Regions from separate parts of the Mus musculus genome. Here region 1 is linked to region 2. A link is a loop called in an ENCODE intact Hi-C map of the cell type or tissue named here. Cell type or tissue: gastrocnemius. All regions are shown on one strand. Region 1 overlaps Ripor3 (RIPOR family member 3). Region 2 overlaps Pard6b (par-6 family cell polarity regulator beta).

What was found. Hi-C counts contacts between places; a loop is a spot of excess contacts. Peaks named below come from ENCODE experiments on the same cell type or tissue, not always from the same donor. Only the 100,000 strongest peaks of a DNase experiment are listed, where the experiment ranks them.
Region 1: a loop joins it to region 2, with 4 times the contacts of the local background. A loop is called at or near these places in 9 of 42 quality-filtered maps.

The regions. Positions count from the first base shown.
Region 1 is chr2:167,984,069-167,989,068 of GRCm38, reverse strand. It overlaps Ripor3 (RIPOR family member 3), which reads left to right. Exons shown (of 22, transcript NM_001080708.3): 14 at 2,466-2,596; 15 at 3,297-3,420; 16 at 3,861-3,996; 17 at 4,463-4,624. Among named protein-coding and RNA genes, the nearest start is that of Ripor3, 24 kb to the left of the region's middle. In gastrocnemius, CTCF peaks have their summits at 2,182 (motif pointing left) and 3,902; no DNase peak of the experiment used is centred here; H3K27ac peaks cover 455 bases.
Region 2 is chr2:168,093,322-168,098,321 of GRCm38, reverse strand. The region is part of intron 2 of Pard6b (par-6 family cell polarity regulator beta); the gene reads right to left. Among named protein-coding and RNA genes, the nearest start is that of Pard6b, 15 kb to the right of the region's middle. In gastrocnemius, no CTCF peak of the experiment used is centred here; DNase peaks (open chromatin) are centred at 100 and 3,087.

The DNA.
Region 1 (5,000 bases), 110 kb after region 2:
AGGCCGGTGCGCACAGTGAGTAATTTGCTCTGTGTCCAGCCAGAACCTGGCTCCATCGAAAATGTTCGAATGTGGGTGGGTGGGCGGGGCCTGCGATTTTTATGGAAGGCCTTGCAGCCGCCTGCCAGCCTCATCTCTACAGCCATCCAAAAGCTTCCCCTGCCCAGCCAAAGGAGTTCTCTCAGTGGCTCTCAGAGCTGCCGGCCTGGACGGATGGCTCTCTGTTGTTTACATTTTTAAATACATAAAATAAAATGTAGACCACGCATACCAACTTCTACAGGTTCCGATGAGCTCGCTCTTAGCTATGATACTTGACTCTCTCTCTCTCTCTCTCTCTCTCTCTCTCTCTCTCTCTCTCTCTTTAAATTCTCACGTGGACTTCACATTCTCACACCAGTACAGCTGAGAGAAGGTTTCTCTCCTTATATTCTGTCTAGTGCCTTGAGAGAATGAATCTACTGCCTACCACCTTAGCAAGGCCCTGTCCTCATGTGCCAGGAACAAGAATTTGAGGAAGAACTGCCGCCTTCATTTGTTCTTTCCCAGTATTATGTGTGGGTCACAGGCACACAGCTTCTGTCACACTCCCGTATTCTGAGAGTCACAAGCACTTTGTATGACCCCGCAATAGCACAGTCATTCAGAACACCATCGAGACACTTCTCTTTTCTGGAAAAGAGCTAAGACAATAAAAATGAGAGGTCACCACCTTCAGCTTGACTTCTAAGGGAAATCATCCACTGAGCGTCCATAGACTTTTATTCTCGCTAAGAGGCCCAGGCTGGCCTTGGACTCACACCCACACACACTAATACACATACACTCACACACTCTCCCACACACATACACATACATACACTCACACTCTCTCATGCACACATACACTCATACCCTCCCACATACATTCACACACACATACATTCACTCACACATATACTCACACACACATACACACACACACACACACACACACACACACACATCAATGCACAGGTTTTGTCTGCTTCATATTCAGCGTCCCTGTGACTGCCGCCCTTTTTCTGGTCACTGTCACATGTTCGGCCACCTGTGCTATTTGTCAGCAGGTTAGCTGCGTGGATGGCCTCATGTGTAGCGCTGGGCTCACAGTGCCAAGCACAAGCTCTGGCGTGTCTATGGTGAGAGCCAGAGAGCTAATGCGCTTCCCTGAGGCAGGAGGTGTGGAGGGCTGCGGGGCCTCCTCACTGACTGCTAGATAAGCTGGCCTGGGGTTGGGAGCTCAGTCAGTACTTGCTGTGCAAACAGGAGGACCTGAGTTCACTCCGCCCCCAGGGCGGCATTGAGAGAAGGCAGGCACGGTGGCAAGCGAGTTAGCACTGCAGAAGGAGAAACGGGATCCCTGGGGCTCAATGGGCACCTAATTGTCAAACTCTGGGCCCCAGGAAGAGATCCTGCTTCAAACATAAATAAAATTAAAAAAAACAAGGCAGGCAGACACCTCTTAAGGCAGGACACCCAAGTCTGTTATTATGTGGCTCCTCTGGACGGACACACACACACACACACACACACACACACACACACACGAGAAAGGAAGAGGAAAACTTTATAAACAGAAGTGCACATGTGGGTCTTGTGCTCACTGGCTGAGAGTTTGAGCTGTGGCACTGGGGTCCCTGGGTCAGCATTTGCTGGTTTGGTAACATAATTCCTCAAGTCGCAAGAATCTGATGTTCCCATCCGTGTGTGCACGTACACGCACACACACACACACACATACACACGTACACACACGCGCGCGCGCGCACACACACACACACATACACGTACACACACATGTGTTTGCAGAGTTTACTCCCAGGCTTAGTATTTTGCTGTTGCTGACAGACACCCACCCTCCACGCCCGCCCCGTGGGCTCAGCCGAGAAGCCCTGCAGTCTTGTCCGGCTATTCTTGGGTGTGGTTCATGTTGACTGAGGTCTGGTACACTGGCCCTGCAGGCAGCCCTGGTTTGGAGACAGAGGTCTCTGGACGGCTTGAATGGCAGTGGGCAGTGGCTCCCGCATGCCTTCCCGTCCACAGCTCACCCACAGCTCCTGAATCTCCTCAGGGTGGCTGTCAGCAAGAGTGAGTGCAGAGCAGGTTTGTGGGGTTGCTGAGAAATGAGGCATGGGGCTGCAGTGTGCGACAGAGTGGCGCCTCCTTGTGGGGGAGTCCTGCACTGAGTCATCCCCACCTGGGGACTTTCAGATCTCTCTCTCTCTCTCTCTCTCTCTCTCTCTCTCTCTCTCTCTCTCTCTCTCTCTCTCTCTCGATGTCCCCTTGTCTCAGGCTGTGTTGGTAGGGTTGCTGGAAGTGCCACATCCCAGGCTCATCCTGCTGAGACCTGAGCCATCGCTGGGCTGGCTGGGGCTGGGGCTGGGGCTGTCACTTTATGGCTGGGTGTGGGAGGGCAGAGCCGTCATCCTGGTGTTTGTCCACAGCCCCGAGGGGTACAGCCGGAACCCGTGTCGGCGCAGAGCCTGATGGACTGTATCCTTGAGAGCTTTGCCTTTCTGAATGCCGACCTTGCCAGTGATGAACTGTCCCTGTTTGGGGGCTCCCAGGCTCCTGAGTGAGTGCACCCCAAATGGGCACACCTCTGGACTGCTATAGCTCCATGCTAGTCTGAGTCCTTGGCCCCATCTTGTGTAGTTTCACCGTGCATGGCGCTTTCTCTCCATGGCAAATCTTTATGGTCACTGAGGGTTTCTCAGGCAATAACAGCAGCACACAGCCAAACTCTGACCTTGACTTCAGTGGCTGTCATGCTGACTAACCTCCATAGTACCTGCCTTGCCCACCACTCCCTCTGGACCACCATCCATCTCTGTCTTACCACCTACCTCGATCAGGGCCACTTCTAATCCCCAGACCTCGGCATTACCAAAGGGTCAGTCTCCATCCTCTAAGCCAGTGTGATCCCACAGGGAGATTCCAAGCGTGCTACCTTCCCGAGTGTGGTGAGCCAGCTGGGCTTTGGTGGGGGCTCAGCTCTGCCCTGTGAACCATGATACTAACCCTAGGTCTAGTGTTCATGCCCACTTCACAGAAGAGCAAAGTGAGGCTCTGGTAACCACCCAGAGGGAGTCATAGCCTCAGGTCTCCCAGGAAGCCCAGCCCTGCACATCTGTTTGATAGCCAGGCCGTTCTCTCACCCATCCATGCCTCTATTGAGAAGCCCTGTCTCTGATCTGGAGCTGGGGTGGGAGGAGGTGTCAGGGAAGGTGTCCCTTTGCAAATCTAATGGTCACTCAGCTCTTTTGTCTTCTCAGGAGGGACAGCCCCCCGCCTCCACGGCCATCACTGAAGGTGTCACCCAGCGAGCTCACAGCTGGTGCCCCCGAGCTGGACACGCTGCTCACTGTCCACCTTCAAGTCTGCAAAGCCTTGCTTCAGGTGTCTGGGTGGGACCTGGCCAGGGTGGGGACTGGGGTCACAGGCAGTGACAAGCCTGGGTCAGGTAAGAGGAGCCCACCCTGAGGGCCATGGAGACTCTGGGGCAGGAGGTGAGGAACCGCATGGGTCTCAGAGAGCCAAGTCCTGGCCCAAGCGGGTAGTTCTGATGTACACACGTAGGTACTGCACCAGTTCAAACTGGCTCAACCTCACAAAGTATCCAAGGTGGGCTTCCTGCCGCGCTGCTCCCAGGGATCCAGAGGCCGTCAGATGCTGGCGTCTTTCCCCTGCTTTGTGATGCTGGCCTTGGGTGGGCTCAGCTTGATGAAAAGAAGTAGCTTAGGCTATGGTCTAGAAGCTTCCTCTAGGACAGGGCAGCTGTGGGTAGTTGTGGGCAGACATGTGCATGCTGGGTAACCTGCGTATCTCTCTGATTCTAGAAACTGGCTTCCCCGAATTTGTCAAGGATGGTGGAGGACTGCCTCCTAGAGGAAGCAGTGCAGCAAAGGCAGGTTCTGGAAGTGCTTTCAGACCTTGACCTTGAGCAGGTCAGCAAGGCCAGGTCGGTTGAAGAGAGTAAGTAGCCACCAGCCCCACCCCCAAGGCCTTGCCTCCCTCCCTCCCTCCCTCCCTCCTTCCCTCCCTCTCCTTCCCTCCCTTCCTCCTTCTCCCATTGACAGGTAGGTTACAGCTTGCACATTGGTTTGTCCATGAATACTGCCAGGGCCACTGCTGGTTCACTGAAGCCAGTCCCACCCACATGCTGGTGTCCCCTCCAAGGAATGGCTGTCACCTCCGTTCTTTGTCTCCCCCTGTGCACTTGTCTGGGGAGTCCAGTTTCCTAGACAGGGCAGCAGTGCATGGCTGATCTTGTGAGTAGGGACTAGGAAAGTGCTTGGAGCCAAGACTGTTCCTTTGGGGTGACAGGGGCCTGAGAGGAGGTCCCTGTACTGGGTCTCCTGCCCTCATTTCCAACCTTGGGTCCTTGTGGAGAGGTTTCTGGTGCTCCTGCCCAGGCTGCTGAGCAGCTGCTGGCTCTTAGTCATCCCACAGGCTTCTCACAGGAAGGGTGGCCTGGCACTGTGGCAGGGGTGCACGCAGCCTGGTGGTGTCCTGGCCTGCCCTGCCTCCACACTCCTGAGCCAGCTCAAGAAGACATTCCTGCATCGCGTCCGAGGGAAGTACCCTGGCCAGCTGGAAATAGGTAGGGTCATCCTTGCTTGCCCTGTCCCAGGGGGTACGGCAGTGATGTAGCTGGGGTCCTAGCTCTGTGCATGTCTTTGCTGCCCCACCCCTAGGAAAGCAGGCCCTGTATCCCTGTGCCTTCCACCAAGCCTTCAAGGGTTCTTAGAGGGAGGTGTGCAGGCATGTGCCATCCAGGTGTCCTGATATCAGGCTGGATACTTCCTGAAGGCAGCTGTAGCATTTCCTGTGGAACAAGTGAAGGTTGTCCCCAGGGGGGGGGGTGTGGCATCTGAAGTCTGGAAGTTCCTTCCACTCTCTGGGCAGCTTGTTGCAGGGCTCTGGTGCTGGGATCCAGCCCACTACTGGTGATTACTGGCTAGCTGGTGTGTTCTTTT
Region 2 (5,000 bases):
GCCCCAGCAGACCAACGCCAGGCAATGCACAGGCCACCTCGGCTTGAGTGGCTGCTTACTCAGCCAGACTCAGTCACTGCACCAGTGACTGCCGTGCCATCAGAAGACACTAGAGGGCCCTCTCACACATCACAAACATCACTAGCTATGAACACCTTAACTGGCCAGTGAAATTCTGATAGTCAATTGTGGCCCACACACCTGTTGTCATCCCCCTGCTCAGGAGCCTAGGGCAAAAGGTAGAAGGATCCCAAGTTCAAGGCCAACCTGGGCTATATCATATCACAGCAAGTTTGGGGCTCCCCTGGACTATGTCCTGAAACCCAGTCTCAAAATCTAAAACACACAAAACAACAACAAAATAACCTGTGGCAAATCTTACAGGCTCACATTCCCTTCCCCCTTTTCTCAGGTGGAGTCTCACACTGCTAGGCCGGACTCAGTGTCCCAGGCAGCTGAGACACTGGGGCTATGTGTGTGTATGTCACCACTCCTGGCTACAACTTCGTCTCTTCTCACCTTCCTGTACCTGGCACTCAAGGCAATCCTCCTGCCTCACCCTCTGAAGAGCTGGGATTACAGGATGTACCTCCAATGTTTAGTTTACAAACTCATTTTAAGAAATCAAGCGTGGAGCTGGGCAGTGGTGGCGCATGCCTTTAATCCAGCACTCGGGAGGCAGAGGCAGGCGGATTTCTGAGTTCAAGTCCATCCTGGTCTACAGAGTGAGTTCCAGGACAGCCAGAGCTACACAGACAACCCTGTCTCGGAAAAAAAAAAGTATACATACATATATATATATATTTGTATATATATGTCTATATATACATATACATACACACACATTCACACACACACACACACACACACACAATCTTAGCAGCACTAGGAGGCAGGGAAAGGAGCTCTGAATTTGATGTAGAGTGAGGTCCAGGACAGCCTGGGTTACACAGCGAAACCCTATCTTGAAGGAAAAAAACCAAACCCGAGATACAGTCTCACAGTACATGTAGCCATGCTAGAGCAATCCTCCTGCCTCTGCTTCTGCTGCTCTAGGATTAGAATTATCCCAACCTGCCTGCTTAAAACAGCTCCTTTAAATGCATGTTTTCCTGCATTTAATTAGAATACTTCCACTTTGCATATTTATCACATCCAAAACAAGGACAGGGGAAGGAACACTCATTCCAGGGAATTTAGGAGAGGAAAATGGTTGGGGTGTGGCGGGGGTGGGGTGGGAGCCCTTGCCCTGAACTAGTGAGGCCCTGGGTTCCTTTTCAGCTCCAGCAGCTGGAAGGGTGGGAGGGAAGAGGGGCAGACGCCTTCCTCCGCACTCACAGCTTCATTACTAAGGAATGCTTAGACGGCTTGTCTCTCAGCAAATAAACTCCCTTCAGCCCCGTGGGCTCTGACTCTCACTCCCCACTCTGGCAGAGGCAGAGGTGTGGGATCCTTTTTTCAACCATGATTGACATCAGCGCTGTGACAGACTGGGGTGCAGGGTGGCAAGGACTCTGCAAACTAGAGCTCCTGCCCCTGTCTCTTAGCTCCCAGCAGATTTCCCTCCATGGTGGAAAGCCTTGTTTTCAGTAAAACTTCCTTTGTTGCTGGTGAGATGGCTCAGTGGCTAGGGTGCTCGCTGCCAAGTCTGGTGACTGGAGTTTGAGCCTTACTACCCATAAAGCAGAGCCAACACCTTCAAGTTGTCTTCCGACCTCCAGGTGCCCACTGCTTAAAGTGCATGTGTGTATACACACACACACACACACACACACACACACACACACACATAAAGAAGAAAGGGTAGTGCTGATGCCTAGTGATGCCTAGTAGTCACAACAAACACGTGTGCTAAGTCTGCACCTGCACTGCAGCTGGACTAATTCCTTGAGCCAGCTGAGTCTGTCACATGCTGGAGACACAGCTCCAGACACCACTGTCACCAGGTGAAGGCAGAAGACACAGGTGGACTATCAGGGAGGAAGGACCAGGAACAGGGTGAATAGCAGGAGGAGAGCTGAAGCCATCTCAGGCTGGCTTGGTTTTCAGGCCTAGAGTCCCAAGGTTCCGGAGGCTCACACGGGACATCTGAGTTACAGCCCTGGCTGGGCTACACCAGGGACCTTATCTCTGAGAACAAAACAAAAAACTAAACCAACCAGGCAAGCAAAGCCCAAAATCAAAACTAACCGGGAAACAATCAATTAAAGACAAACAATACTTCAGTAATGAGAGTATAGGGCTTGGGACATGGAAGCCGAGTCAGGAACCCAAGACCATACATACATCCTTAGTTACACAGTGAGGCCAGCCGGGCAACACAAGACCTTGTCTCCAAAAAACTAAACATCCCATGTGCTCCTTCATCCCCACAGTAACTAGTTGGAGATTGGTTTACAGACAGCCTGGGGCCTACAGAATCCTGCTGCCCACTCAGTGGACCTGCCCCACAGCCAGAGACACCCATTGCTATCTTCAGACCCCAGCCCAGGGATGAGGAACATAGAAGAACCCAAGACAGGGAGAGCCCAGGTCTTTACTAGACCAGGAACTTCCAGGTTCCTACCACAGCTTCCAGGTCCCTCCTGGCACCTCCAGGTATGAGTATGTGGTTCCCCAGGTCACATGAGGAGCCAGCCTTAGGGACACCCTGTCTTGCCATCTCTGCACCCATATCTTCTCACAGAGTCTGCGTTGTGTCCTTAGGCAGAAAGTTGCTTTATAGTTTGGTTTGAGAAATAAATCCATTGAAGCAGGAGGATTTGGCAAAAATCTCGATAAAAGCCGTTAGGCTTAGTCTTACACTGAACTGTTTATTTCAGAACAACCAAGAGTGGAAGCCTGTGTAACATGTCCAGGGGAATTCCAGACACAAAACAGAGAAGGCCACCAAGCTGCCTCTATGCCTGCCCATGGGAAACCCTACTGAGAAAACCCAAATCTGCATAATTTGGCTTGGCCGAAGACTCCCTCTGAATGCTCGCTCTAAATTCTCAGAAGCACTGCGCGGCACAAAGGCACCTCTGTTCTCCCACCCAGCTAATCAGTTTTCAGCCACTGGGAAAGAAACACGCTGGCAGCAGGCCAGGGTGCAGGGTGTGAGCATAAAGTGTAAAGGTGACCGTCCAGGAGGGCCCAGCTGGAGGCCAAGGTCACTCACAGAGGCCATGGGAGTCCCCGAGACCCACAGTAAAGCTGACCAAGGCCACACAGGAACACCTCACGGAGAACTCTGCCCCTCAGCCAACGGTCTCTGCTCGCTGCCCTTGACAAGAATCCACCCAGAAGCTTCTAAACTTCCACACAGGCAAATGTCTATCTCACACACAAGCTCCCAGCTTTCCTAACAGCACACTCAGATCAGGGCGAGCCAGGGCCCATTGTGATGGCGAGCAGACAGAAGGAATGGCCGTGGTGAAGACAGCAACCTTGGTAAACAGAAACTTCAGAACAGCAGCAGCATTCCCAGACAGGAGAACCTAGAGCACCCAGGTATCGTCGTCAGCAGGAGAACCTAGAGCACCCCAGGTATCGTCGTCAGCAGCTCAAGAGCTTATCCCATTGCAAGTTCAGAGGAAGATAAGGTAGCTAGGCCTGGTGGCATGGGCCTGTAAGGGCAACAAACTGCACGAAGGCTGAGGCAGGAGGATTGGCTCCAAGCCAGGCTGGACACACTCACCCATAGCCCTGGGGGTAGACATAAGAGGACCAGGAACCAACATGCTGCACAGCAAGGTTAAGGCTATCTCCTGTCTTTAAGAAAATTAAGGCAGTAGGATGCTGACCTAGCATGAAGCCCTAGGTCCAACCCTAGTGACAAGAGGGTGGTGGTATACACAACACTCATAGCTGAGGTGCTGGGGGTGGACGCAGATGGCTTCGAGTTCAAGACCAGCCTGGGCTACACAGCAAGACGCTGTATGGTTTTGCTGGGCATTCACCTCTATAACCAACCCTGGGCTACAGGGAGGAGTAAGAAACGTTTTTAAAGAAAACTTACAAAACGCCAGGCCTGTTCGCCAGTCCCTTTCTAATGCACCATGATGAATCAAAAGCTATCCAGAAACTTGGAAAGGATTAAATATTTAAACTTTAGCCAATGTTCAAATGATGCGGACCCCTTTGCTGCTTCCCCACAGAAGAAGCAAGCACGCACTGCTTTTCAAACCGTTCCTGGGACAACACTCTGCAGTGAGCCACTGTGAAGCCAGTGGGCACCGGCCTTCACAGAGCTGCGTCCCTACAAGGATGTATAAGGAAAGACAGACAGTCAGTGTCAGGAGCGTAGGGGACCCAGCCGGGCTGATGGGGGGGAGGGGAGGGGAGAGGCAGGACTTCTCTGTGGAAATGAGGTGTCTCCAGAGATGAGAGGAGCAGGAGCAGGTGACCAGGTAGGAAGGGGAAGAAGGTTCCAGATGCAGAAAGAGTGTTGTGTTTGGTGAAGAGATTGGTTGTAGAAGTCTGACACACAGGAAGGAAGGAGCCATGACGGAGGTGCAGACAGGGCTCCAGGGAAGTGCTGTGGGCTAAGGACTTCAGCCTTGGGCTGTGAACCCAGACACGGTAATCTTATCTGGGTTTTCCAGAAAGCTCCCTGATGCAGCCTGGAGAGAGGTCTCTGTAGGCACCATGGGCAGGATGGTGACCAGCCTGGGGCAGAGCAGCATGCGGGGCATACGTGGAAAACACCTTAGGTGTGCTACGGCTTGTGACTGACAGTAGGCTGGCTCAGAGGTGGGAGCGAGGCTTCTGTCAGCAGCAACTGGGATCATTCTGTGAATGGCTGCCCTACAGTTTCCGGAGTAAAGCCTTTTATGGCAGTGTCTATACTTCTGGTTTTTGAGGCTGGCCCTGAACTCACTTCCAATCAGGATTACAGGCTGGTACCACTACTCCGGCCTTCTGTAAGAAGTAGCTGCTGTGTATCCTTGGACTATATTAAAATTAAACCCTGGCTTAGTAAAATGTAACCTTAAATGTAGCTACAAAGTGATGTCCAG